Linked DNA regions of Homo sapiens: region 1 is linked to region 2. The links are chromatin loops, found by intact Hi-C in ENCODE. Cell type or tissue: IMR-90. All regions are shown on one strand. Each heading gives the region's core, and the rest is flanking DNA. Links, peaks and the distances in the headings are about the cores only.

Region 1 (15,962 bases), core at 4,430-6,929, 180 kb before region 2:
CTTTGAGCCGTTCCTTAGTTGAGTAGGTGATTGACCATACCAGCAGCACTGGTGCCAATTAAGCGGTCTGCTTGGTTCACACAGCCTTTCATTCCTGTTCTAGCATGGCTCTGTCTTAAATCTGCATGCATGTATTTATTCCTTAATATATTACCTCTCTTCCTTTCTTCCTTTTTACATTTCTTCCCATTTTTTATTGTTTCTCTCTCTCTCACTCTCTCACTCATTCTCTCTTGCACTTTGTCTTCGGAGCTCATTGCCATGGAGTGGCTTGGCTGTACGCATCAAAAAGCCACCCGCAAACGTCCATCCTTGGCCGTGCGGTTCCACGTCTCACTCATTACTTCCTTCCTGCATTCATAGCATCCTTCCTTCCTGCTTGCTCTCTTTTTATTAGGCATTTATTCCTCTATTAGTGGAGTCAGGTGCCCTTATGACAAGTCCTAGCCTAACTCTTCTCGTGGATCTACCCATTTATCCATTTGGTTGTTATTTCTTTTTACCGTTCCTTTCTCTCTTCTGTCATAGCTTTCCATACCTCCTGTCCTTCATTTTCATGCAGCTGGGGTGCCCAGGGGGGACCCCAACACCCTCATCAGGAGGACCCATGGGGCCATGTCTTCTCATTCACCTCATCCTTGTCTATTTAGGTACTCACTGACTTGTTCACTTAGATGTTCATTATTTAATGGACAGCCTGTGGTTTTCTAGAAGTGGACCAGCCATAGCCCTTAATCTGTGATGATCTTTTGCCACCATCGATCGCATTGCCTTCTTTTACATCTTTATTTACCACCCATTAATGTATTTCTGTACTTAACATTTGTTACATTGTTTCCTATTTCTTTATTTACCAATATTACCTTTCTCATATCCTTTCATCTAACAGACCTCAGTGCCCAGGACTGGATGACTCAAAACCCCTCACAACATCTTGTCACCTGGCGCTGCACTCCCACTGCTCATTCATCCATCCACACACGCAATGTAGACTTTTTGGCCTTTTTTTCTTTCTTTTGTCATTTATTTATTTATGTGCAGACTTCAAGTGCTCAGGCTTAGATAACTTTTGGTAAAAGTACACTCTCATCTTTCGCCCACTGGGTCCTCTTTCTTTCTTTGCTATTCTTTGAACTCGTTCTCTGTGGTTTATTTTTCTATGCCAGGAGCATATATTATTTGTATCAGTCCTAATGCTTAGCTTACAATAGTCTGACATGGTCCTCCTTACAGAGTTACTCATTACTCATCCTCTAGTCTGTTTTTTTTTTTAACCTTTCTTTGTTGTTTTGGTTTTTTAAAAAAAACCTTTCCCTTCTCCCTTTTGATCACTTGTTCCCTAACTTGCATCTTTTCATTTTGACGGGCCTCAAAATCTATGTCTCATTCTGCACTTCACTACTCATACATCCATTCTTTCTTTCATTTAGGTTCTTTTTCATTGTCAAATGTCAGAGGCATATATTTGAGTTACACATACCCCTTAGTCCATAATCACCTGATATCGCTTTGTGTGTTGCCCTATTACTTAGTGATTCACTGGTTTTTTTCTATTTATATATTGATTGCCTAGCCATCAAAGCGGATGAACCATGGTCTTGTGTACACACACTCTCATCCTGGCTTGCTTACTTCTTTACCTATTTACTTGTTTATTCATTCTCTCTTGCTTCACTCATTCATTCATCTGGTCATTTATTATACAATGCAATAGATACCAGTGAAACAACCTCTCAACAACAACAGCAACAAAACTCAGAACATTCACAGTATCTTTGGCATTCCTGCTTCTTCTCACTGAGTCACCAACCAAGGTACACACAGCCCACAGTCCAGAAACACACACAAATGGCGGATGCAGAGCAGAGACACAGTGAATGTTAAGTTTACTCCCAGATCCTTCTGGGGCTCGCGTCCTAAACATACTGGGGGCAGATCTGAGATGAGGGCCCACGTTCCCCAGGCCCCCTGGGCAAGGCAAGCGCCGCCTGTTCTGCCCCTCTGGACCGTGGTGAATGACCATCCCCATGAGAAACCTGTTTCAAGACCCCAGAATACATAGAGACACACACATGGTACATAGTCTCCTGGTGGGAAACGACGGACATGGAGTTCATTTTTAAATAGGTGGCTTTGTCTGTGGCAATATAAAAATATTTTGGCCTTTCAAGGCAAATACAAAAGAAACTACCCATTAACATGGCTGAGTGTCTCAGTCCCAAACAATAAAGAACTTGAAGAGGTTTAGCCGGAAACTTTGAAGACAGAAAATCTGCCCATTATGTTTTCCAGACATTTCGAGGGGGCGAGCGGAGGTCATTGGAGCTTGAAGCCCATTTGGAAGGCTGGTCCCTCGGCCTGCGTTTTCTCCTTGGCCCTTTGAAGGGCCCCCCAGCTCACAGGGCACTTCCATCCTAGTCTGCCCTGCGGCACAAGAGCCAAAGGGAGACTCAATAATGAAAGAGCCATTCATTTAGAAGAGTGAAAAAGAAGAAATTCTTTTGGGGTCCGACATTTGAAGCCCGCCTATAGAATTCTTTTGCCACAGAGACAACACAAGGAGGCAGGGGGCTCCTGTCTTAGAAAACAGGAGCCCCCAGGTCTGCACTTGGCTTGACTCGATGGGCACCCACCTCCCGGTGCACAGACCCCCGGCCAGTGCCCGCCAGCCCCTCCACGAGGTCCGCCTGGCGGTGTGCTCCGGGCAGCTGGCCCCACCCTCAGCAGCAAGGCCACATGTGTGTTCTTTACACTCCAGCCACTTACGATTTCGAGCTGGAGAGGGGCTGGGGTCCCACATTCGAGGTCCCTTCCCACGTAGGCATCCAGGTGATGGCTTCCGCTGTAACAAGAAGGCACTAGGTCACAGAGTAGAACCTCACTCAGGCCGGCGAGGAGGAGGAGGGCGGATGAGGACAACAGCTCTGGGGGGCGGGCAGGGGTGGCCTGGAGCAGAGACTCCCCAACCTCCAGCAAGTGTGGAATTGGAGAAGCCACGCATTTCTCTCCTGACTCCACTCACCCACCAGCTGCCTATGGAGCGGAAGGGGCAGGTGTGGAGACATGGAACAGACTTGGGTTGGTGCTGTTCACGGAGCGAAGTCGTGCTCTGTGGGACCCAAAGGCTTAGGACCCTGCATAGATGAGAAACGGGGGTGGCCCAGGCCCTGAAGACAGGGCATGAACCTGTGCTCTGGCAGAAGCAAGGTGCCCAGGTCGGCGAGCAGGATGGCTGGCCCTGGAGGAGACCAGGGAAGCGGGGTGTGGCCGGGAGGGCAGCCCACAGAGGGCTGCAGGGCTATTAATGGGCAGCGTTTCCCAAAACCATGGCACACACGTTGTGTGCCTGGACAGACAACTCCACTGTGGCAATTTTGTTCACAGTGCAGTAGGCCCCGGGAAGCACCATGGCCAGGCACATCGAGTCTTCAGTGTCAAGATCTGCCTTACGTTTTAACTTGTTTTTTTGTTTTGTTTTGTTTTTTCTTTTTTATAAAAATCGGGCAGCAGGCTGGGCCAAACATAGTTCAGAATACTCCCAAAATGTTAAGCTTTAAGAAAAGGTGACTTCAGCAATGTCAGACACGTATCATGACACATTTGTCAAGACCCACAGGATGTGCGCCACAAAGAGTGAGCCCTAATGATGTGAACCAAGGCCTCTAGTTAATCATGTATCAGAGTCGTTCCATCGATCGGAACAAACAGACCACACCACACGGAGGCAACGTGTGAATGACAGGGGAGATGGTGGGGACGGGATCTGGGAATTCTCTGTACTTTCCCACCAATGTTTCTGTAAACTGAAAACTACACAGAAAAAAAGTTTATTCATTTAAAAAATGTGTTGAATGAATGGCTTTTAAAATCTGTTCAGAGTCTACTTAAGGTGAGGAGGCGTCATAGAAAGGTAGCCTGTGACAGCTGAGGTCCCACCAACGCAGCAAGCTAGGTGATAGGGCAGCCAGGGGCTGGGCCAGGAGGACAGGGCCAAGGTCTGTTTGAAAACACCATCTCTGGGGACCGTTTCCTGGATTAGGCACAGGTGGAGACAGGAAGCCAGGGGGAGACCATGGGACACCCCCACAAAGCCACCCAGGAAACAGAAAGGCCATGAGAGAGATGTGGGGGCACCAGGGCAGGCAGAAGCCACAGACCACAGGTACCAGCCCCAGGGGGGTGGCTCATGCCTGTCATCCCAGCGCTTTGGGAGGCTGAGGCAGGTGGATCGCCTGAGGTCAGGAGTTCGAGACCAGCCTGACCAACATGATGAAACCCCGTCTCTACTAAAAACTAGCTCAGCGTGGTGGTATGTGCCTATGGTCTCAGCTACTCGGGAGGCTGAGACAGGAGAATCGCTTGAACGTGGGAGGCAGAGATTACAGTGAGCCAAGATTGCGCCACTACCCTCCAGCCTGGACAACAGAACAAGACTCTGTCTCAAAAAAAAAAAAAAAAAAAAAAAACAGGTCCCGGGAGACACCTGACTCCAGCTGCCTGCCCCACTGCAGGTCTTCAGGGGCTCCCAAGACTGCCGCCTGTCCTCAGGCCTCTCAGGGATCTCTCCAACCCACCCCTGCCATCTGGGCCACCCCTGCTGCCTCTGCCTCTCTATTCCTAGTCATGTCTCCAGCCAGGATGTCCAAGACCCGGCCAGGGCACTGGGGACACTTCTTGCCTCCAAATCTTCCTAAAATCTCCTTCCCTGGCCTTGCCCTTCATAAACCCTGTTCTGCCATAACTGGTTAATTTGATAACCAAGAAACAACAAGTCTTAAAATAAGTGTTAGTGAAGCAATGATCAGTGCATGGGTGACTGAGGGGCCGACTTCGGTTACCTAAAGGCTGCCAGACCACCCATTATCTACTGACCACCACTCGAGACCGTTTCCCACCCTCCCTCCGAGACTGTGCGTGGCTGGGGTGGCCTCTCACCATCGCCACGTCCTAAGGTGGCAACGAGACTCAGGCCAAGAACACACAGCGCGACCAAAGGCACTGCCATTTCCCGCAGGAATCAGAGGCGGGTGCTTTGTTTGGCTGTTTTTGTTTTGTTCTTTTTTGTGTTTTTAATAGGAGCGGAGAAATCAGAAGCAGGAAGGAGCATCTGGGTTTTTTCCTGCTTCTGCTCCAGGGACCCCATGAAACCTCAGAGTCCCTGACCGTCCTTAATTAACTCTTGTGTGCAGACCGCAGGCTGCTCTGCTACAGAGAAGCCCCAGCAAATTCGTGCCTTGGTTTAAAAGCTGCGTGTGCCAGCTCTGGGCTTGCTGTGATGTGTTAATAACGCAGTGCTGGGCTAGAATCTTAACAAATGTCAGAAAAGCTGCAGAGATGAGTCACTGTCTGGAACCAAAGAAAAACACGAGGCCTCCTTATAGAGTCCAGAGGAGTAATTGTCACAAGCATTTGATGGAAGACCTCATAAGTGCGTGCAGTGAGCTCATGACCCACGCAGAAAGCATTGGTGAACACTCCAAAAACATCTTCCACAGCTTAATGGGATTAGAAAACTCTAGCTCTGCATCTTAGGATTTTAAAAGTTCCTCTTTTCTGGAGGCAAACAGCACCTAACTGATCTGGCATGTCTTTGGTATAAACAACTTATGGCTGTTTCAAACACAAAAGGACCTAAAAGGATGACTTTTATTAAAATGTTGATCTCAAGAAATAGAGCCCGTCGTTACACAAATAATCAGTCTTGCCTCAGATCTCGTACTTCCTACCTGTTGAGTAAACACCACCCCCTTACAACTTCCCCTGACAAATGCAAGCTCTTTGCAGAGCTAATTTCCTGTACCTTTGTGAGGCCGGGGCCCTGGACATTACAGACCCATTTATGAAAATAGGAGAGGTAATTGGGACATCTTTTGAAATCATGTCCCCTCTCTCTCGCAGGCCCCCATCAGCCCTCTAATTTTACTTGGTCAGGTTACAGAGGATGTTTACATACGCCTCTTCCTGGAATTTCACCTCTTTGCTTCAGGAGTGGGCAATTAGAGAGAATTAGGGCCTATTTGGTGCCTGTTTACCGTTAATGGATGGAGTGGCGGAGGCAGCCTTGGGAAAGCAGTCTGCCCGTCTAATTGAAGCTGGCAATTTTTCGATTCCTCATTTCAGCTCGCAGGTATTGTAGCAACCAAGGTCACAAAACAAAAGCTGCAGCCCACCACGGTAATAACCAGGTGCAGGCCCAGCCGGAGGTTTTGTGAGCTGTTCATTACTACACACTGCAGCACACAGAGATAGCTGGGAATGTTGGCAAAGCTGAGTCTAAGATGGGCAGCCAGTGCAGGCGGGTGATGATCACTTTTCCAGAAGTTGTCATCCTGTTGGCTTTTTCAGGAAGTTCTCAGCCGACTGGGCCACCGTGCCAACAGAGGCGCTGGCGAGGGTCTCAGGACCCAAAAGGCACAAGGTGAGCCACGGGGGTTGGGGGAACGAACATCTCCTGGTTCTGAAGCCACAAGTCCAGTCTCATTAAACAAGAGTCACTCTACAGACCAAAAAGGTGTTCCAGACCAGACCAGCAGCCTGCCTGTTTGGAATAATGCCCCATAAAACACGATCCCTGCATCCCAGCTCATGGGGCAGCCCCTTGGAACCTTCTTTGGGCAAGAGCTCTGACCCACACTAATGACCGGTGACTGTGACCCCCCCCGACCACACAGGTCACACAGGAGCTGGCAACTGGCAGGGGCTTCACCTCCAGGGCCTGCTGCCGGCTCACCGTGCAACCTCGGGCAAGGCTCCGGGCCTCTGGGATCGCTGGTTTCCCCACCTCTAAAGCAGAGGGGGCAGCGGACCAGTGACCCCCAAAGTCCCAACAACTCCAAAGACCCAGCAAACAAACGACAGATGACCTCCAGGGAGGCCTGAAGAAACCCCGAGCCACTCGGACGACCATGGGCCTGCACTCGCCCATTTCGTAGACGGGAAAACTGAGGCCTAAGGGGCTGGAGACAGGGGCCAAGGTCACACCCATAGTCAGGGCTGAGCACAGGCTCTAACCAGGTCTCTGGAAGACTGCTGACCTCTCTGAGGCTCAGAAGCCAGCAGCAGCAAAGTCAGTGACCAGCCAAGACTGAGACCTGTGCCCCCCTCCTGTCACGGCAGGGACTTTGTCCCTGGTGCCTCTGGAGTGGCCCTACCCTTACGGCAGTCTGGGGCAGTGGTGGTGCAAACAGCTTCGCTCTAACCTGAAGCGTCCCCTCTCTCGCAGCTGCCCACCATCCCTGCGGGCCACCATGACCCCCTCCTCTCCTGGCTAACTGTGAAACAACAGCCCTGTGGATTTCTGAGCCCCCTACCGCCAACTTCCTGAGTAGGGAATCACTCTATGTCCACTGCCAGGAAGGCCCAGAGAAAGGGCTGGGGTGGCAGAAGGAGCAGCCCAGCTGTGAGCGCGGAGGCCGGCGCAGACATGCGGTCAGCCTTTGGCCCCCGACTGTCCTCCTTCCCCAACTTTCCATCCTGGACCTCTCTCCCCGCAGCCCCATTCTGTCTCTTTGGCTATATTTCAGGCATCAGGCCCAGGTTGATCAAATTTTTGTTTACAGGCTCAATCACTCTGATTCCCCTTTGCTAAGAAACTTTCAAAATCAAGCCCTAGAATCTAAGAGCGTGAGCATCCCAGGGTCGCGCGAACCCAGTGGCTGGTTAAGTGCGTCATTGTGCAGCCTTGGAGCTCCCGACACACACACAAGGGCAAGGGGCCCCACACAACCCCTGGGAGGGAACACACACACACTCCGTTTCAGGGGAAGGTAATTGACGTTTTCTTCTTTTCATCTGGAAAAAAAGGCACCTTCCATTGAAAGGGCGCATTCACAGAACCTGGGAAAACTCATCTGCGCTCAGCCCTCCCAATTATCCCCAGGTGGCTGTTCCCCACGGGGGGCTCCCCCACATTCCTCTCGGCCTGAGCCTTTGTTTCCATCTGAAACAGCCCTGGGAGCTCCCAGGCTAAGAGTCTCCTCCTTAAGCCCCTGCCAAAGACCCTATTCACTGCTCAGAGTCGAGGCAAGCCGAAGGTGGTGGGCAGCCTTCCTTTCTCCCAGGATAGGGGACTTAAGAACTCTCCATCTGGATTTATTTTTAAGCTCAAAGAAATTGGAGAGCAGTTAAGAAAGTCATGGCTACACCCTTCACCACCATCCTCTCCCTTAATGAACTCCTCTCTCACACACAGTCCCTCATGTTGGGAGGCCCACGGCGGCCCCAGTGACCCAGCACCTGCTCTGTACACGGGCCGCCCACGATCGCCAAGGGCTCAGGGGTGACGCGAGCTGAGAGGACAGACAGAGATATGTCCCAAGTCCTCATCACAGTTTATCCTGAGTAAAGTGACCAGTTTTCCATGGTGAGGATCAGGGCCCAGGCCCTGGCCTCAGGACCTGACTCAAACCCAGAAGGCCCTAGAATTCCAGACCTACGGGCCTCTCAGGCACCGCAGAGCTCGTCTTGGCAAAGATAAGGGGTCTCTCCATGTCTGCTGGATCCGGCTGGAGCTGGAACCCCTCTTCTGGCAGAGTGCCCTCCTGCTGCAGTGTCTGCAGGGCTCCTGGGACAGGAGGTGGGAGGGGAGGGTCTGCACGCCCTCATCAGCCCCGAGGGCCCCCCACACTCCCACCTTTCCTGGCTCTGAAACACTGACCCAATCCATGCCAAGGAGGCAAGCCTGTTCTGTGGCTCCCCTTTCCTTAGACTCCCCCAAGAACCTGTGGGCAGCCCAGGTGTGGGACTGCCCTGTCTGAATGGGGCTCCATACGAGACCCTCTCCTACCCCAGATTCATCCTTCCCCTTTCCAGACCAGGAACCCCACATCTGAGGCCTCGTTTCAAAAGGTACACCTCTTTTCTAGACTCTTCCATCTGCTCAAATCGGGGATGGGAGACGAAGCTAGACCTCCTTATTCCTCCTTTGGAAGAGGGGACAGGGCTCAGAGAAACAGCAGGGAGGGGGAACCAGTCCTTGGGACACTTCACAACTCATTAATTCCAGTCTCCTAAAAAGAAGCCACTCCCAGCGACCCAGGGCTTTTCCACTGCAGCTCACAATGCTGGCTTCCGCATTGTCCACTGCCCTTTAACCCTTTGGGACCTGAATCTGTCTCCCTCCACACCCCCTTCTGTAGGAAGCTCCCTTCCTCTTTGCAAGGAAAAATTCATTAGCAAGTTCATTAAAGATGGGTAGATTTTCCTTTTCATTCTTTTTGGAAGTCAGATTGCTCATAAAAAACACACTTAAGTTATTTTATGTAAATGAATGAATAAGAAACACATGCATCCTGTTGCCCTTAAGTCTTGCCAGGTTTTGACATTATTTGGAGAAATGTACTTGGAAATTCATTTGGGGTTTGAATCACAACTCAGGAGGCATGAGGTCAGGGGCCCTGAAAGCAGCAATGAGCAACTCGCAGGTGAGAGAATGTGGGGGCGAGTGAGCGAATGAGGGGTCATGTTCTTCCTTTCCACGAGCTCAGGCCTGAGCTACCCTCTTGGTTTCCTTTCCCAACCACCCAGGGCGGGCAGGTGCGAGAGGAGAGCCAGTTTCCAGACCAGACCGCCGTCTTTACCCTGACACTTGCACCCACCCAGAAGAGTCCCACTAGAGGCAGCCCCCTAGGAATCAGCACGATGACAAATGGCCAGAGACCCCTCACCGCCCTCCGCTGATGTGACAGGGTCCTCTGTGGCTCACTGCCTAGTCAGTCAGGGTCTCATCTCCACCCGCTATGGCTCAGGCATTGGCCAATCCATCAAAATAGAATTTTCCTGAAAATGATCATGTCTTTCAGCACTTACTAGTGGCCTTTCGGCAGTTCCCGAGAAGATCACCAGCAAGGCTGACGTAGTAAGTCACGTTTCAACTTCTTTCATTGAGAACGTGGCATATTTTACCTATTTTATACCTAATGACACACAAAACCCCAAATATGTGTTTGCCTGAGACCGAAACACTCATGAGTACCTGAAATACAACTCAGTGCAAAGAGGGTTCCATTTCAACCCCTGAGAGCCAGGGGCTGCCAAAGCTTGGTCCTATCTGGGCCTCTCCTGTGTGCCCCTGGCCTTCACTTTGACTTTGTCCCTGGGCTTAGTCCACCTTGGGAAAGTCCTGAGATGTCCGTGAGAAACCAGTCCAAGAGCTGAGGGCATCTGGCTCAGACCAGTTACTCGAATGCATTCTAGTAAGCTTGGGACAGGATCCCCCCAGGACCCCAGCAGCCTGCCCCTGTGCAAACCTCCCCTCCCGGGCCTCTTCTCCACATCACTGTGTTTGCAGGTGGCTCAGCAAATGCTAGCCTTGGAGTAAATGTCACGGGGCAGAGCCTTCCTGGGCCCCCTCCCTGGGTTTAGCCCTGGGCACACACTCCCCTCCCCGTCTCTCCAGGCTCTGGGGCTCTCCAGAGAGCAGAAACAAGCAGACAAAGGCAACAGCCCCAGGTTAGAGCGCCTCTGCCCCCTCTGCCTACGCTGCCAGATTTTGTTTAAAAATAATATCCCCATCCCATTTCAATTTCAGGGGAGAAGTGCAGGGCTGCAGGAGAGCTGTCTCCAAATCCTCTGTTTGATTAAAGAGCATTACGAGGCTGCGTCGGAAACCAGAGACACTCCGGGGGTGGGGGGTGGCGGAGGGCGGAGGCCTGCACAAGGGCTGATGCGTGCACATGGCTGAGGACTAGAGGCTGGGCCCCACCCAGCGTGCAGCTGTGTTCATCCACTTCCTTCTCAGAGACCCCATTCGTGGGCGTCCAGAGGGGAGTATTGGCATCTGGGCCAAGGACAGTGCTAGGGCCCCCTCAAGCCTCCATAAATGTCTGGGGGAATGGAGCCAGCCTCACCCCACGGTTCAGACCTTTCTCAGCGCCCACCCAGCTTCTCTGGGAAGTCTAACTGCACTCATTCACCACAATGGCCACCCCAGGGGCGTCATATATGAGGGGTGCCAGGATCCTGACACTGCCTCCCAGGGCAGTGGCTCTAAAAACACCCCATCGCCCTGAGTGAGCCACAGACTCAGTCCCTGGGACCCCCAGAAAGGAAAGTGGCCTCAGCTGAGCCTCCTCTCTTCCTGCCAGCCCAAACTTCAGCCTGGCATGGCCGTCCAGCATGCCACCCTGAGCCCCCGCCCTCGACGACACCTCGCCTGGCTGCTGTGCAAGCCACCTTGCTGCATGGGTGCTCCACGGCACCCAAGTAGACCCTCTGGTCCTTAGTGCAAAGCCCAGCCTTAGGCGCCCCAGAACAACCCCAGGCCCGAGCCCTGGACGGCTCCCGGCTGCATCTTGAATTAGTAAAACACAAATAAACAAATGATGGGTCCTCGAGTGAATTGTGTGGCTCCAATCCCGCTTTCTTCTTCTCTACCATTGCTGTTTTATTTAAACAAACAAAAACATTCCCGTCTCATTGCAATTTCAGGGGTGAGGAAAGGAGGAAAGAGAAGAACTTGCTCAAAAACCACTATTTGATTAAAGGACATTATCAAAGCCTCATGTGTGAGAAACCACGGTTCTCACAGGGGGTGACGCTACCATGGCTGGTGGAAAGAAATGTCTTCCTAGCTGAGGAGCAGGCAAGCATTCCCATTTCCTCCTCTCCGAAGGGGTCCCTGGGCCGGGTGTGGGCAGGGCAAGTGCCCCCTGGATCCCTTTTGCAATGTGTTCAGCAAAGCCGTACTGAGGGCTCCTGAGTGCCTGGCCCGAGCCGCTCTCGGGGGTCTAGAGTGGAGGTGGACACTCCCCACCTACCGTCGCCGGCCCACAGCATGCCATCAGCCAGGGTGGACCCCCACACATGCTTGCTGGGTATAGCAAGGGTCTCCACTCCAGGCAGCTCTCCGGCCCCCAGACCCCTGGGGCTGATGTGAAGAGAATTCACCTTGGCAGGGTGCCTCCTCCCCAAATTAAATGTTGACACTCTTGTTGATCAGAGAGGAGAGACATGAGCTGACCCTAATAAAATCCTGGGTCTCAAGAAAGCAAGAAACTCACCCCAAACCAGGAAGGAGACGAGAGGCCCGCCAGGAAGAAGACTTGGGTCCGGGATGGTGGGCCCCATCAGGGCCTCTTCCGCAGCTTCCATCCGCAGTTCTTCAGCCGACCCAGCCGGGCCACGGCCCACGTGCCTTGGGGAAGGGCAGAGAGTTAGAATCATGGCAAGGCAAGCGCCCCGGAAAAGCCAAACACACCGAAGAAAGACTCGGGGCACGGCCTCACCTGCAGTTTACTTTTCGGTGGAGTGGGGTGACTACTGGGGGATGCCCAATGACAGGAAAAGGTGCAAAGCAGCAACGGGCTGGGTTAGGGGCAGCCCCAAATCCAGAACTGAGTGGGGAGCAAGGGACCGGGCGGGGCAGAGCCCAGGACTCTCAGGGCCACGGCGGAGGCAAAGGCAGGCGGGGGCAACACCCACCAGGGCACGATCACGAGGGGTCTCTGGGATGGGACAGGAGTCTGTCCATAGCCCTGAGGCCAGGCCCACAGGAGGAGGCACTGGAGGATGCTTGGCAGGAGATGGAGACACCAGCAGGGGCTTGTCGGGGGCACTGGGAACCTGCTGGAAACAGGCAGCTGGAGTGGGAGTGGCTCCTGGGGCAGGGGAGTGGTACTCAGACCACAGGAGGGCCAGGTGACCACAGGTATGGGCTTGGCAGGGAGAACCAGCCTGCTAGGCAGAGGGCTGTGGAGCTGAGCCCTGGAGCCCAGGGACTGAGGCAGAGAAGGGGAGGTTGGTCAGGCCCACCTCAGGAGACAGAGCAAAGCGGAGTGCCGGGTGGGTGAGGAAGCTGGCCGCTGGAGAGCCACCAGGGAGAGCAAGCCAGCAGCCGGGCAGAAGCAGAGCCTGCAGATGCTCCCTGGAGGTTTCCCCTGCTGGTCCTCGGCATGGGAGGTGGGCCCCAGCAGCTGCTAGAGAGTGAAGGAGCTGGACCAAGCCCCGGGGGAGGAAGGCATCACGGCAAGGGAAGGGTCGCAGTCACAACCACACCTCGAGAGGGAGACCTGTGGCCAAAGCCCGGGGGGGCACACACTACAGCTGTTCCCGTGCCCACTTTGGTCCTGAGAGACTCAGGGCCAGGGGTCCAGAACAGTTCAGCATCAGGAATGGGGCGGGGAAGGCAGAGAGGGAGAAGGGGCTGGCTCCGACCAGAGCAGAGCCCTGGGGATAGCTTGAATCTGCCCTCACACCCTCCGGCCTACCTCTATGGAGCCACAGTCCACTGCTCCAGCCCCTGGGCAACCCCCCGGCCCGCCCTCCTGGGGACACAGAGGCCATCAAGGGATGGGCTACGGTGGCCGGTGCCCAGGCCAGACCAGGGCCGTGGGCGTGCTCAGTTAGGATCAACTGTTGGATGACGGGATGGCCGCGCGGGTGAATGCAGGGACGCGACCAGCAAGGCCCCCGTTCAAATGGGGCAGGGGTCGGAAGCTGCTCACACACCTCTCAAAAATGAATTCCACCCTCCAGCCTTTGCACCTAGAACTCTTCGCATGGCCCAGCTAGTGGCTCAGCTGTGGTGGTCGAGTCCTTTCATTCACTCACCTGGCGAAACCAACATCCCACATACTCTAACTGAGCCCCACTCTGTGCCAGGCTGGTGCTGGGACACCCTGAGGAGACACGGGGCTGGTCAAGGGCACCCCGGGATGGCCAGGTCAGGAACTGGGGAGGGACAAAGAGAGGGAGATATTGAGAGAGAGGAAGACGAGGAAGAAGGCAACAGAAGCAGAAAAAGCAGGGACTCAAGGAGCCAGGTTAAAGGGCTGCCCCTACACTCAAGGGAGCAACGAGACCCCTCTGCCGGTGCCTCAGAAAAGTCCAGAAACCCAAGCAGGATGGGGACGTGGGGAGTTAACTTTTGAAAGTTTTTAGGGCTCCAGGAGCCTTGGGCACAAAACCCCAGAGAACCTGCCGGGGGCCAGCTGATTTCTTCCACGCCCTCTCCGGGCTTTCCAATGTCCACAGGAGCTACTGCAGCACTAACAGTGGCTTTGGGGCCTGTATGTGAATGACTGCCATGTGTTTGAGGGTGAGGAGAGTGCCATGGATTCTTCATTACTATTGAAAGTCTTCTCATTTAGAAACATCAGGCGTGCTCTATTTTTCTACTCTCCAACAGCTACATGGCGGGGAGGCCAGGTTTTCGTGTGATCTCAGCTTCAGAGGTCTACACCCGAGTCCACCCATAGTCAGAGTGGCCAACTACATCACCGTCACTGGGAAAGTCTCGCCTTGGCAAAAGGGGATGAAAGATTGCCTCAGGCTTTTGCCCCAACCGGCCAATGGGAGATCCTTCCACATTCTTCCTCGTGGGGTGCTGGGGTAGAGTTGGTTTTGCTAACTTGGAAACAGTATCCGATTCTAATTCACGAAGCCAGAGAACCTTTAGCCAACAGACTCACTAAGGGAGGAAGGTCCCGTAAGGTTTCAACTAATAACATTTTCTTGCTCCAACTACCTCCCTTATCCCCTAGTTTTTTTTTCCATTTGGCTGAAGGTCTGACTGGAGCCTAAAGTTTAATTGGAGTGATTTAATCATGATTGATCCGCCTTGGGGTGAGAAATGTCCAGAGCTTGGGACAAATAAGGGCATGTTTCAGACTCGGGACATACCTGCTCTAAAGAATTATGGGCTCTAGGGAGCTCAAAGATCAGAACAAAAAGAGGAGGAGGGTTCAGGCAGGGTACAGGACATGTGGGTGAAGATATTAAGGGGCAAAAGAAGAACTACTATAGGGCTGGGCATGGTGGCTCACGCCTGTAATCCCAGCACTTTGGGAGGCTAAGGCAGGTGGATCATGAGGTCAGGAGTTCAAGACCAGCCTGACCAACATGGTGAAACCCCGTCTCTCCTAAAAATACAAAAAGTAGCCGGCTGTGGTGGTGGGCGCCTGTAATCCCAGCTACTCAGGAGGCTGAGGTGGGAGAATTGCTTGAACCCGGAAGGCAGAGGTTGCAGTGAGCCGAGATCACGCCACTGCACTCCAGCCTGGGCGACAGAGCGAGACTCCATTTCAAAAAAAAGAACTACAAGTTCTGATTCCGGACTCCCAGATGTGAGTTTTAATCTCCTCTCCACTGATTGATCCTGACTAATCACTAGCCCCCTGTGCCCAATTTCAACAGTATGCTGGAGTCAAATCTGAACCCCAAACTATGCCCTCTTAAGGGGGGTCCCTCTGGGATGCCAACATGCATTCACTTCTTCACCTGGCTAGGCATTCCATGAGTATTCACATTGTAGTCACTCCCCTAGGGCTATGCCCAGGAGTTAGTACTTTCCTACCACTTGGTGATCTTGAGTGAGTTTTGGATGTCCTCAATGGGTCCTGAGATGAGTCAGAGGAGAGCTAGAGTTGGGAACTGATCACCAGTGGCCCCCCCAGTCCTCAGCTCTTGAAGAAAGGGAATGAATGCTCTGGCCATTTGCATCTGTGCGAAGGATCGAACAAAGCCACTTTCTACAATGCAACCCTGTCCGACGCCCCCCTTCCCAAAGCTGCCTGCAACTTTCAACCCCGCTGAATGGACTTCGCACTGGGACAGAGGCAAAGACTTAAATGAGAAGCCAAAGAAATGTCGGCTCCATCACCAAAATTAGAAGTGTGGCTTAAGAAGCCACATCGCCCCGGCCCGGCGGTGGCCAGTTCACCTCATTATGATAATCAGTGTGTTTTTCCTTCGCAGACAAAGAAGGATCCTTATGCGACGAATACTGGAATCCAGCAGCTAACCTCATTAACGTCTGCAGCCTCTTCCTTCGACAAGGCCCGAGATTAGCCCTGTGTTCATTAAGGGAAAAGGGCGGAAAGTGGAATAAAACTGAAAAACACCGCCAGGGTAAGGGGGAGGGGAGGCCCTTTTCTGTTAGCCATTCATTCACTGAAATACTTCGTGTACCTTCAGGATTTAATCACCAGCAAAGGGGGCGGTAGGGAGGGGGCAGGGTTTACCAG
Region 2 (15,962 bases), core at 5,042-7,541:
GTTGGAGCAAGGCGGGGGTGGGGCAGTTTGCACGTTCGCGTATTCAACTGATACTGGTATCAGCACTGTGCTCAGTAGGAGGACGCAGGAGTAAAAGCTAAGTGCTCTCAGCCCTCAGGAATCATAGCTCTTATCAGGCTTAAAAGTGCTCAAGGAGGCTCCTAAGAAGAGCCCCAGCTCCCAGAGTTCCAGGGCTGTGGGCCGTGCCTTCCTCCTCACCTCAACATGCAGCTTCCTCGTCTGGAACGCTCTCCTTGCTGATTGTCAAAATGTTCTTCACTCCTGGGAACCCAATGTCAGGGTCACCGCCTCTGGGAAGCCTTCCCTCAGTCCCCCTGGCTGGAGCTGTGCCGAGGCAAGGAGGAGTGCGTCAGAGGGTCTCAGGCTCGCCCTCCTGTGTGAAGGCCCCAACGCCAGCCCAGCACCAGCACCTGGCAGGCCTCCATTAACTGTTTCGAGGGATGGGCCCCATGTGGGAATGAAGACCCCGGGAAGACACAGCCCCCCAGTGACCTCCTGCTAGAAGGACACGCCTTCATGTCAGAGGAAGCCAGCCTGCAGCCAGCCTGAACCTCCTTAGAGGAAGTCATTAAAACAGACGGGGGCACAGAAGCCTCAGCCCAGCCTCTGCAGCCAGTTCACCAGACTGAATTGCCAGGGACTGGGTGCTCAGGAGATGCCTGCACAGAAGGACAAGTAGGCTGAGGCTGGCGGTCCCATGATCAGTAACCAAGCAAAGCACCGGTCACAGCCAGACCCCCAATCAAAGCCCCCTCCTCATGCGGCCACTCCGTCCTCCTGAGGCAGAGAGGCAGGTGGGCAAGAACCCAAACCTAGGAACCCCAGACACAGGGGAACTTGGGGGATGGGACATCCTGAGACCCAGCCCAGATGAATGGAGCAGAGCACAGAGAACTGGGCATCACTTTTGCCCAGCTCAGCTCTGCTGGGCCCAGCCTGTGCTGTGCCAGGGGAAGGCCTCATCATGCCTGGGTGCCTGGGTGCGGGGCGGGGGTTCCAAGGCATTCTAGCCCAGGGAAGGCTGCCTCCATGGCTGTGCACCAGGACGCCTGCCTGCCTCCCCGACATGTGCTGACTGGACTCTGCCCCCAGTGGCTCTGGACACAGCCCATTCCTCTCAGGGCATGGCCTGGGACTGTGTGTACATGGGGGAACATATGAGTGTGTGCGCAGGTGTGTGTGAGGGTAGATGGTGTGAGTACATGTGCACCTGTGTGCATGTGTGAGGCTGCTGGGTGGTCCGTAGCTTACAGATCAGCTATAGCAGGGTTTCTTGAAGAGCCAGCAGTTGACCCCCTCCCTTCCTCAGCCTGATTCCAGAAGCTTCCTTCATGCCCACCCCTCACCGCTGCCCCTGTCCATCTTGGTCTGCCTCCTCTTTGTCTTCTGTGCGCATCTCCCCCTGCACTGGACAGGGCTCTTGGCACTCCTTGCCTCTCAGACTCCATCCAGGAAGCCAGAGACCACTGCCCCTTCTCATGCCTCCGACCCCAGCCAGCCGCTGAGTTAGCATTGGGGCGAGCCACCAGGCCAGGCCCACTGTGCATGCCTGGTGTCCCAGGTGTGGTCACAACTGGCCAGGTGGCCAGGGGAAGCTGCATGGACTACAGGAAGATCTGGCCACGGCTGCTCTGGGTCCTGAGGCCAAGCGGCCCCCTCCGTGAGAGCCCAGCTGCCTGGCACTGCCACAGGGACTGTTTTTTCGAGATGAGACCAGGCATCAGCGTTTAGGGGACAAGAGAGGGCTAATACCCATGTCCACCCAGCCAGGGAACATTTGATCCACTGGCGAGCAGCGAGGGGCCGCTTCCGGCCTCCCGGGCGCCGCTGCTCTCCATCTGTGTGCGTGGCTAATGAATGCTCCTCAGGAGGCCTGGAGAATTCGCTTCCCGGGGCCCAGTTGCCTCCTGGAACGTGAGTGGGTGACCGAGGACATTTCGGGCAGGGTGCCCAGCCACCCCTTCTTAATAACCGTATGGACATCCATGTTCTGCCCAGACCCTCTGCTGCCCAGGGAGACTCCCGGCCCTGCATGTGGGCCAGGCTCCTGCCTCGCCCTCTCCAGCCTCAGTCTCCCTCCTACGCTGAAAGGCTGAGTCTGGTGATTTCAAACCTTCTTGCTATAAAGCATAGTTCTCCAAACATGCTCTCATACACGTGCCCCAAATGCACAAAACAGATCAAAATGGCCCAGGAGGGCTGGGGCCACATAGACAACCAGGGCAATGCAGGGCCCAGGGTGGATGCTGAGGGCCAACATTCCTGCACTCAGCCTTGGTGGGTCACTGCATCTCTCTGAGCCTCAGTTTCCTCATCTGAGAAATGGTGATGATGTCGTCCTCCTGGAAGAGGTGAAGCTCAGTGTCTTGCAGGCCAGGCTTTGTCCTCTGCCTCCCCAAGCTCACGTTCCTCACCTGTAAAATGAAGAGACTCAAGCCCCACTCGCCTCCCAGAAGGCCATGTGCTATTCAGACCCGTGATGGTGGCTACAGTCACACAGGCGGCTGGAGAGAGGGGGCCAAGAGCCTGGGAGAGGTAGGGCCAGGGGAGTGAAGGCTGAGGGCTGGGGGACTACCGCGGGTGTTCCGCTGAGGCGTCAGCTCTCTGCAGCCCCTCTCCAAGATGCCTGAGGTAGGCTTGGGAGGCATGAGGGCGACCTCAGCACTTTTCACCAGCTCCACCCACCTCACAACCCCCTGGACGCCTGGAGATGCAGGCCAAGACTGTCTGAGCTACTGGCATAGTCTGTACTTATCCCCCTGAATTCTTCCCTGTGTCTCATGAGAAGGAGAAGCACAGTCTCACATCTCCAAAGCCAGAATGATGAGGGGGTCCACTCTGTCCCTGAGCTCTTTTTCTTCTTTGTCAATAATATAAGGAGGGCACCAGCCTGTCTGACCCTAGAATCTATCACTCTGCAATGCCTGCCTGGATGGCTGCTGATCTTCACCCAGAAAGCCAAGGCTGTTGAGATAACAGTACCAACTCAAAGAGAAAGGAAAGCACGGGATCGCTGTAGCAAGGGGCCAGGCAGCATTCTAGTCCTTGGATGGGGATCCATGGGGGAGGTGTCCCTGGGCACAGCACATTCCTTCCCTGTGCAATGGAAATCCCTGCCCCCAGGTGAACACAGTGGGAAGGGCTGGAGAGTGGAGAGCAGGGACTCGGCCAGGCTGGCTCTGACCCACTCAGTCCTCTCTCACCTGCTCTGTCTGTCTGGATCCCATTGAGTGCTCAAGTCACTAAAGCACTACCGTTTACAGTCATTTGCTAAATGGATGGTCCACACCTGGGCAGTTTGTCCCAAACCCTGAGGCAGGGTTCATCCTGCTGTTCCTGAACAAGAACTTCCAAGGCTGGTCTGGGGGAATAGAATCTTCTAAAGTTTTCCAGGTGATTTTCCACAGTCAATGAGAAGACCTGGGTAAGGGTCCATGAGCCTACACGCTACCAAAAGCGCCTGGGAAAGCGCAAGGGGGAAAGCCCAGGTGTTAGGTTCCGAAGGCGCTGGGGAAGCCAGGCTGCCCCGAGAACGTCCCCCTCTGAGAGATTTTAGGTGAGTCACCTCTCTGGGACTTCAAGAGCCAGCCCAGTAGCACCCTCCTCTGGGATGGAACCATTGGTCTTTCTCCCGCCTTCCTTCTGTCTTTGCCCCGACACTGCCACCAAGGCACTCGGCACAGTGAGTGTTGCTTCCCATGGAGTGTGAGCCACCGACTGCCACCACCACCAGCTCATGCCTCTTCTGTGCCAGATGAGTCAACTGCCTTAAGTAATTCTCACAGCAACCACCTGCCATTCTGCCCACTTTCCTGGTCAGTAAACAGTGCCTCACACAGAGTTGCAGCCTGGCTGAGTTGCAGCTCAGCTCCACAGACTCAGAAGCAAGTCAGCTTTTGATCACGGAACCTCCTGGAAGGCAGAGTCCCCGGACTTCGCCCTCCCGCCCTCCCTCTCTTCCTCTTGCAAACAGTTGTTCAAGGTCTGCTGTGTGCCAGGCATTGTCCCGGATGCCAGGGCTGTGAAGACACATCAGAACGGCCTGCCAGGGGAGACAGATGCTGGGGCAAATGCTCCCAGGGCAGGGTGGCAGGAGCTGGAACCGAAGGGAATTCAGGATGCCATTTAGACTACAGGGTCACAAGGAGGAAAAGGATGTCTCTTTGGGGGTGGGGTATGGAGAGACGCCACAGACAAGGCAGAAAGTCTTTGTTTTCCTGGGGCCCCCAGCACACAGCAGGAATGGCTAAAAGCCTAGAGGACACAGCAGAGCTTCCAGCCTGTTTCTTGCTCGTCTCAGTCATTGAAACTCCTCAATTTCATGATTGTACCAGCCCACATCTGTTTATGCGCTCATCGGAATCCGCGCTGACAATGTATTTGTTTAATTTCCAGCAAGAAGGGGAAGATTTGTCAGGGTCAGGGATACGTCTTGCATAAAACATTCTGATTAAACTCTGTTGGCCAGAGAATTACTTTCCCATCATACTTAGAGAAATCTAGTTGTTTCCTAATTGGAGTCGCTGCCTCGCCAGCGTGTTCACCATTTACAGTTCACTCTCTGCCAGATGTTGCTTGATTGTAAATTCCTCCCCAGAAGGGGGCCCCAGGTGTCTTGGGAGAGGTGCTAACTGGCACAGGCCATGGGAGGCCTCTGCATGCTGAGCTGGAGGAGAGCCAGTGTCCTAACTGGAGGCCGGGAAGAGAACGTCCTTGTCTACAGTGGCCGAGGGGGGTGGTTATTAAAAAACATGGGACCAGGGCCAGGTGCGGTGGCTCATGCCTGTAACCCCAGCACTTTGGGAGGCCGAGGCTGGTGGATCACAAGGTCAGGAGTTCGAGACCAGCCTGGCCAGTATGGTGAAACCCTGTCTCTACTAAAAACACAAAAAAATTAGCCGGGCATAGTGGCACACACCTGTAATCCCAGCTACTCAGGAGGCTGAGGCAGGAGAATCGCTTGAACAAGGGAGGTGGAGGTTGCAGTGAGCCGAGATCAAGCCACTGCACTCCAGCCTGGGTGACAGAGCAAGGCTCTGTCTCAAAAAAACTAAAACAAAAAAACCATGGAACCAGCAGAGTGTCTCAGCATCATCAGCTGTCTGATAGGTGAGAGCCCACTTGGAGCCAGAGATGGGGAGGGCTATTGTGCTAGCTTGCTGAGGGCTGAGTCGGTCCTTGGCCTTGACAGAAGGGGCCGGCAGAGGGGCACTGCAGGAAGCCAGCAAGCAGGAGGCCTCACTCAGCCTTGGATGGGGCAGAGAGATCGCCAAGAAGGCGCAGTAAGGAGCTGTCTGCCTCCCGAGAGGGTTTTGGGTGAGGACAGACTTTGAGTCTGTCTTGAGGAGAGTGGGGGGGAAGCAGGAGGAAGAATGGGGAGCCACCACTTACTCTATGTCTATTGAATGCCAATTCTTCATATATGTAGCAGTCCTGCTAAGTAGTGGTTATTACGCCTATTTTTCAGATATGGAAGCTGAGGCTCGCAGAAGTATAGTGGCTCATCTGGAGTCACAGCCAGAAAACAGAGGCACAGGAATGTGAACACAGGACCCAGGATCAGTATACCTGGAGCCTGGCCCACCGCACACAGTAAAAACCACAGGAGGGCAGAGGAGGGGGAGGTCACCACAACCCTTGGTGCACGACCACCCACAGGAATACAGAGGTCTCTTTTCACTGTGCTGGCATGGCTCATGATCAGTCAGTATACAGGAGACACAGACCCTCCCACAGTGCCCCTTCCACGTTCACAGCAGACATTGCTAATCAATCACAGCATGCCTCCAAGCACCAACACCAACAATCAGGGTTGGTAGACTGGATGGACCAATTCGCCATCCTGGGCTAGTTCTTTGATTTTAGTGGCTGAACTGTTCAATGCAGCAGCCACGAGCCACATATCGTTACGGGGTGCCTAAAATGGAACTCACATCTAAAGTGCATTTAAGTACAAACAGCATGTTGGATTTCGAGACACAGTCTAACAAAAAAAAAGTAAAGTATCTAATAAATGTCGTGTTGATTACATGCCAAGATGATACTATTTTGGATATACCGAGTTAAAGAAAATATAACACTAATTTCACTTTTCTTGTGTACTTTTTAGAAATGTGGCTTACGTTCGGTTTCCGTTGGACAGCGCTGGTCTCGAGTTCAAGCTGTGCCAACAGCGCCCCTGGTGGCCGAAGTGGGTAAATTCATCTGACCAAGGGCCTGTTTTTCTACTGGAGACCCTGCGCAGGTTACTCCACGGTTCTGCACCTGTTTCCTCATCTGTGAAATGGGGACAATAATAGTTCCTATCTCATAGATTGCAATTCAGGAATAGATGAGTTAAAATATGGAAAGTATGTGAAGCAGCACCTGGCACCGTAATAAACGCTGAGTGACAGTTGGCTATGTTTTTATTATAGCATCTTGTTGACTGGGAGGTAGATTGCAGGCCCTTTTCTCTCCTGGGCCTCCCGATCTTGGCCCCACTCCAGAGCAGCCTCCACTCCCCAGGAGAGATAGGAGCTGACGTCCATCAGGAAGAGCACAGCTTCCTGCTGTGTACACCGGAAGAGGCCCCACCAGGCCAAAGCCATGAAGCCATCACTGGAGCCACTTCCTGTGTCTCACTAATAAGCTTCCCCATCACCCCTCACTGGGGTTCTGGTTCCTACCTGAGCTCTTGAACCCTGAGCCCAGTTCAAATCTCTGGAGTCCTCAAAGCCCCCGACACTCTTGCTGTTCCCTGACTCTCCCCACAGCATGGTTGCTGACACTGATCCTTCCAGGAAGCTGCTTAACTCAGTCCCATTTCCCAACAAGCTCTGAGAGTCATTAAAAATAATAATAGATGTGCCTTTGCAGATATAAAGCAAGAATGGCTAGTTGTGGCATTTCTGCAAAGCTTAAAAAACACAGAAAAATTATTTTTAAAAAAGGAGGGGGGAAAGGCTTTTGTAATTCCACCACCAAGAGTCAGCCACTACTTACTATCTTCCTAGCTCCCTTTCTAGAGCAGTGCTGTCCAATAAAAATGTAAAGTGAGGCCGGGTGCAGTGGCTCACACCTGTAATCCCAGCGCTTTGGGAGGCCGAGGTGGGAAGATCACCTGAGGTCAAGAGTTCGAGACCAGCCTGGCCAACATGGCGAAACCCTGTCTCTACCAAAAATACAAAAATTAGCCGGGTGTGGTGGCATGTGCCTAGAATCCCAGCGACTCAGGAGGCTGAGGCAGAAGAATCGCTTGAACCTTGGAGGCGGAGGTTGCAGTGAGCCGAGATCACGCCACTGCACTCCATTCAGCCTGGGCAAAAAAAAAAAAAAAAAAATGTAAAGTGAGCCACATAAGTAATTTCACAATTTCTAGCAACATGTTTTGAAAAGTAAATTTCACCTGGCTCTTAACCAGGTGAAATTAATTTTAACAATATATTTTATTTAACCCAATGTATTCAAAATATTATCATCTCAATGTGTAATCGATGTAGAAATCTTCACGAGATCGTTTACATTCTCCTTTTGTACTAAGTCTCTGAAGTCCCGTATGCTGCTTGCACTCACAGCACCTTTCGATTTGGTCAAACTGCATTTCAAGTGTTCAGTACCCATGTGGCTCATGGCTGCTATATCAGAGAGTGCAGGTCTAGGGTGCTTTTTAAAGCAAATGGGCGAGTGTTGAGTGTGACAATGTTGGACTGTCAAGGCCTGTAGAGTTTGGGACCCTGCTAGTCCACACTTGCCCCTGAGCCTTGCAATAATGAAATCCCTTCCTTCCTCAGGGCCAGCTGCTCCATGCACACCATATAGAATCTATACACTCTTTCCCAAGAGCTCCATGCACTATTAGGTGGGGAATCATTGGATGTCAGGAAAAGAAAGGGCAAGATAGCTCCATGGTGCCCTGGGTCGACGATGGAGAAGCATGCCTCTGAGAGCCCTCCAAGGTTAAGAAACAGGGAGTCCCCAGCACCCCTCAATCATCCTCATTCACATTGCTACTGCCCCGTTTTCCACACTTCAGTTTCCTCGGATTTCGTACTCCAGGCAGAAGCTCCAAGACGCCTAGTACTTCAGGTTTGACATCCTGCCAGCTTGGGCTCCAAGCAATGGGCTCCCCGTACATTGCGAACCGCGTGTCTCCCAAGATGAAAGACTGTAAAAAAAAGATAAAAATAGTTCCCGGGAAAGGGACTGCTTCAGCTGGCCCAGTTTGTAGAGTCCCTGTTTCATCTCTGATGTGAATAATTCATCTCTTCTAAAGTGCTGCTGTTAAGTTAGGAGCATCATTATTGCATTTTTTTTGATGAGGCACTTCTTAAAAAATCATAAACACCCAGCACATTAAGAGGAGAGCCTGAAGTACGTCATTTAGAGCCATTTGCTCAGGCAGAACCCAGCGCTTGTGATCCGTGCCGTCAGCTTGTTCCCTAAGCTGACATATCAAAGCTGCCTTTGGTTTCCTCCTTTGCTTAGACTAGGGAGTATGACCTTGCTTCTTTTGAAGAGTTTGCAGAGGTGGCCCTGGAGAAGGAAACAGTCCGGCCTGGGAAGCAGGCGGCCGGAGGGCTGGCCCTTGCTCTCTTTGGCCTCTTCTCAATTACCTTGTGAAGACAAGCACAAGTAAACAACTCTGGAGTGAGGCCAGCTCAGTATACATTCTTGAAGAAGCCGAAGGGCACTGCGATATGAATAATAATATGAGTAACAGTGACTCATGCCACCATTAATTGATCACTTACTACATGCCAGGCCGCCCACACTAAGAGCTCTAGATGCATTATCTCATTTCATCCATGCAACGCTATGAAGAGGGACACTCCTATTATACCCATTTCACAGATGAGGGCACTGAGGCACGGAGGGCAGGGATGAGTCATTTGCAGGGCTGTCTGCTCCTGTCCTTCTCCACCTCTCTCAGTGGGGAGGGACACTCCCCTCCAATTGCTGATAGTCCCTGGAATCCCAGCTGAGCCCAGAGCAGGTCTGCAAAGAGGTCACTGAACTCCGTGATAGTAAGGTCAAGGCCACCCTGAAACCAGCCATCTCCTACAGAGCCAGGCTGCCCTCCCCTTGCACACAGGCTGCCTGGGCTTAAGTTCCGCCAACAGACTTGGAGCAGGAGGGCTGCGGGCTGCCCTTTGTATGCACATGCGTCTCCAAACCAGCCTTTTTACAAAATGTATTTTAGTTGTGGGATCCTTTATTCCCGTGAATTCTTATCCAGAAGCCCAAAATGTAGAATAGATTTTCAGGGAGTTTCCCTGGTTGAAGGGAGGCATGGGGGACCCAGAGACCCCTAGAACAGCCCTCTCAGCACCCTGGACCTGGGTGAACCAATGCTCTGAGTGACTTCTTTGTTTGACGAGACGGGTCAACTGAGTCCCGGGGAGGGCAGCCACAGGGCTAACATTTACTGCGCACTTGCCGCGAGCCTCACTGTGCGGAAGCTCTCTCGTTCTCTCCGGTTACCCCGAAGCCTCAGGCTCCCCTAGTTCACCAAGCCCAGGTTTCTGGGAGTGAACCTGGTCCCGCTGCCTGCTCCACACCTTGTACATCTTTGTCTCAGGTCTCGAGGGACAGGATTGAGGTGGCCCTGTCCCTTCTGTCCCCTCCATCCCCAATGACAACTGATGGGTTCCAGGTTTTCTGTTTCCCTTTAGCAGGAAAATGGAGCCCAGAGATTTGGTCTGGCTTCCCACGTGAAAAGTCCACCTGCTACTTGGCCGGTGTAGGTGTGGGCTGACCAGGTGCCTCCTGGCCTCTGGGGCCTCCTTTCTGGCACAGTAGAGCCGGGGTGGAGGGCGGCCCCACGGGGACAAGGCTTGGCAGAGCCAGAGGTGAAGTGGCCGGCATGGCAGCTATCCACAGCTGGGCCCAGGCCTGCCCCAGTGGTAGACACAGGGGCCCAGCTCAGGCCCCATAAGGAGGAAACTAGAAACAATTTTCCTCACCTCGCACAAATCCCATCCCAAATTCCCACCCACCAGCTTAGAGGGAGCGGAGGCCTGAGCTCATCTTCTCACGTGGAGCTCGGGCATGGTGCTGGGGCCCCAAGGCCCCGGAATCCCTGTCTGGGCCTCTGATCCCTGTCTTCAGAAGGTGGCGAGCCACCCTTCCGGCCTTAGGCCTGCTGACATGGGACCCAGTGTCTGTTTGTCCAAGTTCAAGGATTATGAAATGTGGGTTATTGCCCTGCTCTGCTGATACTGGCTCTGTGGGGCCTCCATCCCAACCCCCTGATCGCAGAAGCCCCAAGCTTTCTGGAGACGCTTGGCCTCGTTTTATTCTCCCAAGAAGACCCTGCGGTGGGCAGAGCAAGACTTTTAGCCCCATCTCCCTAGCGGGAGAACTGAGGAGTCACGGCAGTGCCCTGGCCCCAGCTAGCAGAAGTCTGGCAAGCTCCAGGGATTTCGAATCCTCTTGGGAATTCTCGCAGGAGCCAGTCCCCTTTTTGCCAAGTGACTCCCACACAGACCCATCAAACTTTGCAGGTCCCCATGGGGGAGCAAACTTTGCAGGTCCCCTGCAACTGGACGGGGACAGCCCTGAGTGGTGAAGCGGGGCTCTGTGGCATATCCCCCGGCAAGGAGCCCCCCTGGCCACACCCACTGTCCAGGGATGCTGCCCCCAGCCAGACCCTCAGCCTCCTAGTCCTGGACCGAGACAGGGTGGGCTCGGGCCACACATGAGACCTCCCGTATATGTCCTGGGCTAGCACAACTGCTGGGTTGGCCAGCACTGGGCTAGGTCTGACCCCAAGATGGAATAAACAAAGGAAAATCCATGACAACTGGACTTAGCTCAGGGTGGGCCCTGCCCTGACATCCTCTCATCCCGCAGAGCTGCCCACACACTCAGGGGCATGGAGGAGCCACAGGCTGGCCAGGGGCCCAGCACCCTGGAGGACACAGAGAGGCACGGAAGTCACCTGGGCTGGAGGGGAGGAGTCAAGGCAGCCCTCCCAGGGACAAGGCCCTTCCGGCTGCAGCTGCAGAGAGGGAGGGAGGAGGAGGAGCAGGTCTGCCCTCTGTTCTGACACCAGGGGCCTTCTGGAGCTCCCCCAATGCTGCTCTCCCCATGCTCCTCCTCCCCTCCATGGCCTAGCCACCTCCCCTTTGCCCTCCTGGCTGCAGCCTCTGCTCCCCTCCCCATCCCACTTGCCTGAGCCAGCGCCACCTGGCCACATCCTGTATCTGCCCTCACTGCCACTCCCCAGGGCCCCTAGTAGCCCCCTGCTGTCCACAGGGACAGTCCCACCCCTCCCCACCGGGAACAGAGCCCAGCACCATGTGGCCCCTCAGGCTGTCCAGCTCCAGGACTCCTGTCCTGGCCACACCCTGCACTGTGGCCCCAGGTGCTTGGGGGCGTTCCCTGCACCTCCAAGCTTTAGCCACAGGTGCATCCTCCTGCTGGAAGGTTCTCCCTCCCCTCCCCACCTACTGTTCTTGCCCCAAGACTGGTCTTCATAGCCCGTCTCTGGGGCCTCTCCCCATTCCCTGGCTCATCCACAGTGAACCCCTCCTGGCTTGTCCAGACCCCACCTCACCTGGACCACAGCTTGTCACAGTTGGCCTGCATGCCAGACAGTGGCTCCTCGGGGCAATGACAGCATCTTTCTTTTCTTGAGCTTCTCTGAGGCCAGCCCAAGACACAGTTCAACCCGTGTTTGTTGAATGAATAAATGACCTACAATGGGGCCTTACCCTTTCACACCCAGGACAAAGTCATTTGCTCCCTCCAGGTTTACTTTGCTTTACTTTGCTAAACCACCACGCTTGCTCTCCTCTGCTTCACTCTTGCCTCCCACTGCCCACACCGAGTGTCCACCTTAAAGGGAACCCCAGAGCCAATGAGGGAGGCATGAAATCCTGACTTCCGACTCCTCCCCACCTGAGCTCCTCCCACTGGAACCTCCTGATGGGGCAGAAGGTTCAGGCTCACCTGAGCTGGGACCTGCCTGTGCTCCTAAGGGCATGGCCTTTCCGGCAGTTGGCTCCAAGTCACTTTGGAGAGACATTAGCATCCAGGCTCCTCTGACCCTCGAACGGGAGTTGCTTTTTGCGCCTCCCGGCAGGGAGCCCCCAGTGTCCTTGTCTTCTGGTGTCACCTGCTTCACAGCACGTCTCCCAAAATGCTTCAGAGCATTTCCATTTTTCCACGAAAGAAATGACCCGTTTCCTGGGCTCCTTTCTCCTCTGTGCCTCTGTGGCAGAGAGAGCTGCCTTTGTCGTAAAATAATTTCGGGCGCTTGCCTCTCTCTCACGCACAACTGTTCAAGGCTCTTTCCTCCGACTGACTTTCATGTCGCAAAACTCTATTAAGCTTTCATCTGCCTGGGGGAGCCGTGCCTTGAGGAACCAGGGAAGGGAAGGAGTGCTCCGGACAGTGCGCAGGGGATATGTAAATGGGTGCAGAACCCAGAGCCTGCCTCTGCCCTCCAGTCCACCCACCCGTCTCCAAGCGAGAACCGCCCTGCCTCGCGCTCCCCCGCCTGTTCTGGAAAGGGCGGTGTGAGGCAGGCAGGGCAGAGCCACCCTGAAATCCTCATCTGGATTTTTTGTTCATTCCAGTGGCAAAGAAGCTCACTCCCAGGAAACCGGGTGCATTCGAGGAAGGTGCTTTGGTGGAAAGAGCACTGGGGCAGGAGTCCAGGCCTGGGTTCGAGTGACAGCGGGTGCTGATTCCTCAGGGTTTCCACACTTCCTGGCAGGGAGGGCCTGGCTGCGTTGCCGTCTCTAATATTTGCCTAATATAGAATGGACCACTTGCTGGGACTCCACACATGTCTGAATATCCACCGCCGCAGGATTTTGTATTCCTTCTCTCTAAGAGGAACCCCCTAACTGTGTATGCTGAGATGCCACCAGGCTGGACGTCCCCATCAGAGCTGCCACATCTCCCTGCCGTGTGGCCCTGGGTGAGCCACCTTCTCTGTGTGCCTCAGTCTCCCAACTGTGTTTCCTCAGTGTTGTGAGGACTGAGTTCCATCGCAAACCACTCTCGCATGTGCCAATGGAGTGTTATGGTTTCCAAATACATGCACCCATCATGGGCTCTAATTCCCACCAAAAAAAAAAAAAAAAGCTCTGAGGTTTTCACCAGTGAGCCAGCTGATAGCAGCCAAACCAGAGCTGGGTTCAGGGTAACCAGCCTCCAACCATTTCAAAGCAGCCTTCGGACCTAACTTTCCATTTCCTCTGGGCAGCTGCTGTCCTCCAAGACTCCAGCTGGGGAAGAGAACAGCCCCATCTTCTTTCTCCACCTCTCAGCCGTGAGCTGGCTGTTCACAAATCACTCACTCTTCATTCTCACAGCAACCCTCACCAAAGCCCCGTGTCACAGATGAGGAAACTGAGGCTCCACAGCAGGAACCCGCTTTCCCAAGGCCCCATCTGTCTCCCGGTGAGCTCCTTCCCAGTGACATAGCACATGCTCTGTCTGTGCAAGTCCTGAAGCCACCACCTGTTTTACCTGACTGGAGGCTATCCTGCAGCAGGACACAGAGGGCTGGGCTGGGCTGCCTGATTCCGTTTCTGTGCTTCTGTCTCCTCTTTGCCCAGTGCTGCCAGCCAACATCCAGCTGCCCAGGGAAACTGCAGCCCCAGCAAGATGGGCCACCCTGGGCCACCCCCTGAACTTCCAGAGCCATCGGCTCTGCCCATCTGTGCCCATCTGTCTCACCTGTAACCCTAATGGCAGCCTCTGTTCAGGACCACCAGCAGGAGCCAGGCCTCCCCACACCTCACAGTGCCACCTCTCCAAACCCATCCCTGCCATCTGGAGCCCAGGGGACAGTCGGAAGCCTGCTGAGGGAGGAGGTCAGGAGATGGAGGCTAAAGGGGAGAGCACCAGAGTGAGGAGGGGCTCCAGAAGCTAGGCTGAGGGCAGACCCTGCTGCCCCCCAAAAAGTCACCATCCAGTGGGGTCATTATTTTTCAATCGGGGAGGCTTTGTACATGTATTTCTTAAAAATGAGGAGGGAAGGACGTCTGCAGGAGCGTTTCCTGTGTTGGAGTCACCAGCAGCTCACGCCTCATTGCTCCCGTCTCCTCCAGCTGTAATTAAGCCAGAGACACCAGGCACTGCTGCCTGCCCAGCTCCAGTCCCAGCACAATAATCAGCCCTCAGTTAAATGAGGAGGATAAATACAGGCAGACCGGGACTCCAAGGACAACAGCCCCCGGTTACCGTCCTCCACAGACCCGGACCACCACCCAGCTGCCTTGGTCGCTGAGCAGTCAGAGGATGGACAGAACATGCAGGGCCTCCTTGGTGGGAAGCCACGGACAGGGGGGGCCCCCCACGCAGGGCCTCAGTTTTCTCATCTGTAATATGGGGGAGCAGACAAGTCCCCCACGTTACCCTCTGCAGGCCTCGCTGTGGTCCTCTCCACTTTAGCCGTCACCTCTTGGCCTCCTGAGTCAGACCTGCAGAGGCAGGCCCGGGAATCTGCACTTCCCGAGATGCCCCAGGGAGCCCCTCCGTGGAACCACGTGTGCCAACGCCTGGGAGGAGGGCAGGTGGCCAGAGGATCCTGGGGTCCCTCTCCCAGCCCAACCCCACCCCCAGGCCCTGTGGCTGCTCCCCCTCTGCAAAGGCACCAGGAGGGAGGTCAGGCCCTGGCGGAGCCAGCCACGCAGGTCAGTGCCCCGGGCAAGTGGGTGCTGCGGTGGCCTCGGGCCACAAGGGGGCAGAGGCGGCCAGCGAGGCCGCAACCTTCGCTCAGGTGAGCCGGGTCCGCTGCGCTGCGCTGCGCGCCGGGGTCCTGCACCCACGCTCTTCGCCGCAGAGGAGACCCCGGGGGGCAGGGTCGGGCGGGGGCCTCTCCGTGTGGCCTGGGTGGTCCTCGGGTCCTCAGCCCCTGCCCCCGCCTCTTCTGGAAAGCTCCTCACAACGCTGCCCGGCCCTGCTGCCTCCCAGCCCCGACACAGGAATCCCATCTCACTCCAGCGCCCGCCCTCCCCTTCCACGGTGCAGGCGGCTTCATCCCTGCTGAGTCTAATTCCACCCTCATTCGCCCCATTTCACAGAAGGAGTAAACTGAGGCCGAGAGAGGGCAGGGGCTGGAGCCAAGGCCCTCCCTTCTGGAGCAGCAATCCTAGAATTGGGAAACTTTGCCTTTTGTTATGGTAAGAAATGCTGTTGAGAATTTCTTAATTCCCCTTTGGAAAAGACAGGTTGTGCTGTGTGCAGAAATCGTTATTCAAAAATTACAGACTCTAGTTGTTTCTATGGAAACATTTTTTCACCTTATGCAAATGAAGCAAGAGGCATGAAAACAACGCCTTCCCTTTCTGCCCCCCTCCACCAACTTTCTTTTTGGAACCTTGAAAAGCTGCTGCTGAAAGTTTCGTCCTCTGTAGGGGTGCTGAAGGCGGCCTCTGACACTGGGGAGAGTTTGCTTCATTAACTCGGGGACCTTTGTGACCCTGGGCCGAGCCGAGACTCAGGGTTCCCCGGCCAATTACTCTGAGGCCCAGCTCCATTTACTCCCACTCTGATCATTACAGAGTGGTGGGTGGCAAATGTCACTCCAGAGTGTCTCCCCTGCCCCCTTGAAGGGGAACCCCTGCTTCCCACCACGATTCCTTCAGGAAGCCCCACAGCAGGAGGGAAACCCCCCACCGCTCAGAGCACCCATCGTTTACCCAGCCTGGACTGGCATTCTTTTGAGGAGCCAACCTCTGCACCCACTCCTGCACTCATCTCTGCCTCCACGGGGGCTCCCAGAGCCAAGGGACAGGAATGTTGGGCATATCTTTCCTCTGGTTTTGATTCAAGCCCCCACATTGGTGCCTTCCAACTATGTGGCCTTGGACAAGTCTCTGCCTCTCTGAGCCTCGTTTTCTCCGCTGTCGCCTCCACCCTGCTTAGTTGGGGGTGATAGCACCCACCTTGCAAGGTTGCAGGGAGGGTGACATGGAACGACCATCTTCGCTACTTAGCGC

What was found. A loop is a pair of places that touch in the nucleus more often than their neighbours do. Peaks named below come from ENCODE experiments on the same cell type or tissue, not always from the same donor. Only the 100,000 strongest peaks of a DNase experiment are listed, where the experiment ranks them.
Region 1: a loop joins it to region 2, with 4 times the contacts of the local background. A loop is called at or near these places in 12 of 110 quality-filtered maps.

What each region holds. Positions count from the first base shown.
Region 1 is chr14:100,832,338-100,848,299 of GRCh38, reverse strand. It overlaps MEG3 (maternally expressed 3), which reads right to left. Exons shown (of 10, transcript NR_190993.1): 5 at 15,659-15,788; 6 at 13,549-13,668; 7 at 12,421-12,564; 8 at 12,000-12,133; 9 at 2,767-2,842. Among named protein-coding and RNA genes, the nearest start is that of MIR770, 12 kb to the left of the region's middle. RefSeq lists enhancers at 7,461-8,220, 8,221-8,982. In IMR-90, for the core only: no CTCF peak of the experiment used is centred there; a DNase peak (open chromatin) is centred at 5,379; H3K27ac peaks cover 1,661 bases.
Region 2 is chr14:100,653,704-100,669,665 of GRCh38, reverse strand. LINC00523 (long intergenic non-protein coding RNA 523) reads right to left here and starts at 12,398. Exons shown (of 2, transcript NR_024096.1): 1 at 11,956-12,398. RefSeq lists enhancers at 2,567-3,068, 7,945-9,144. In IMR-90, for the core only: a CTCF peak has its summit at 6,195; a DNase peak (open chromatin) is centred at 6,175.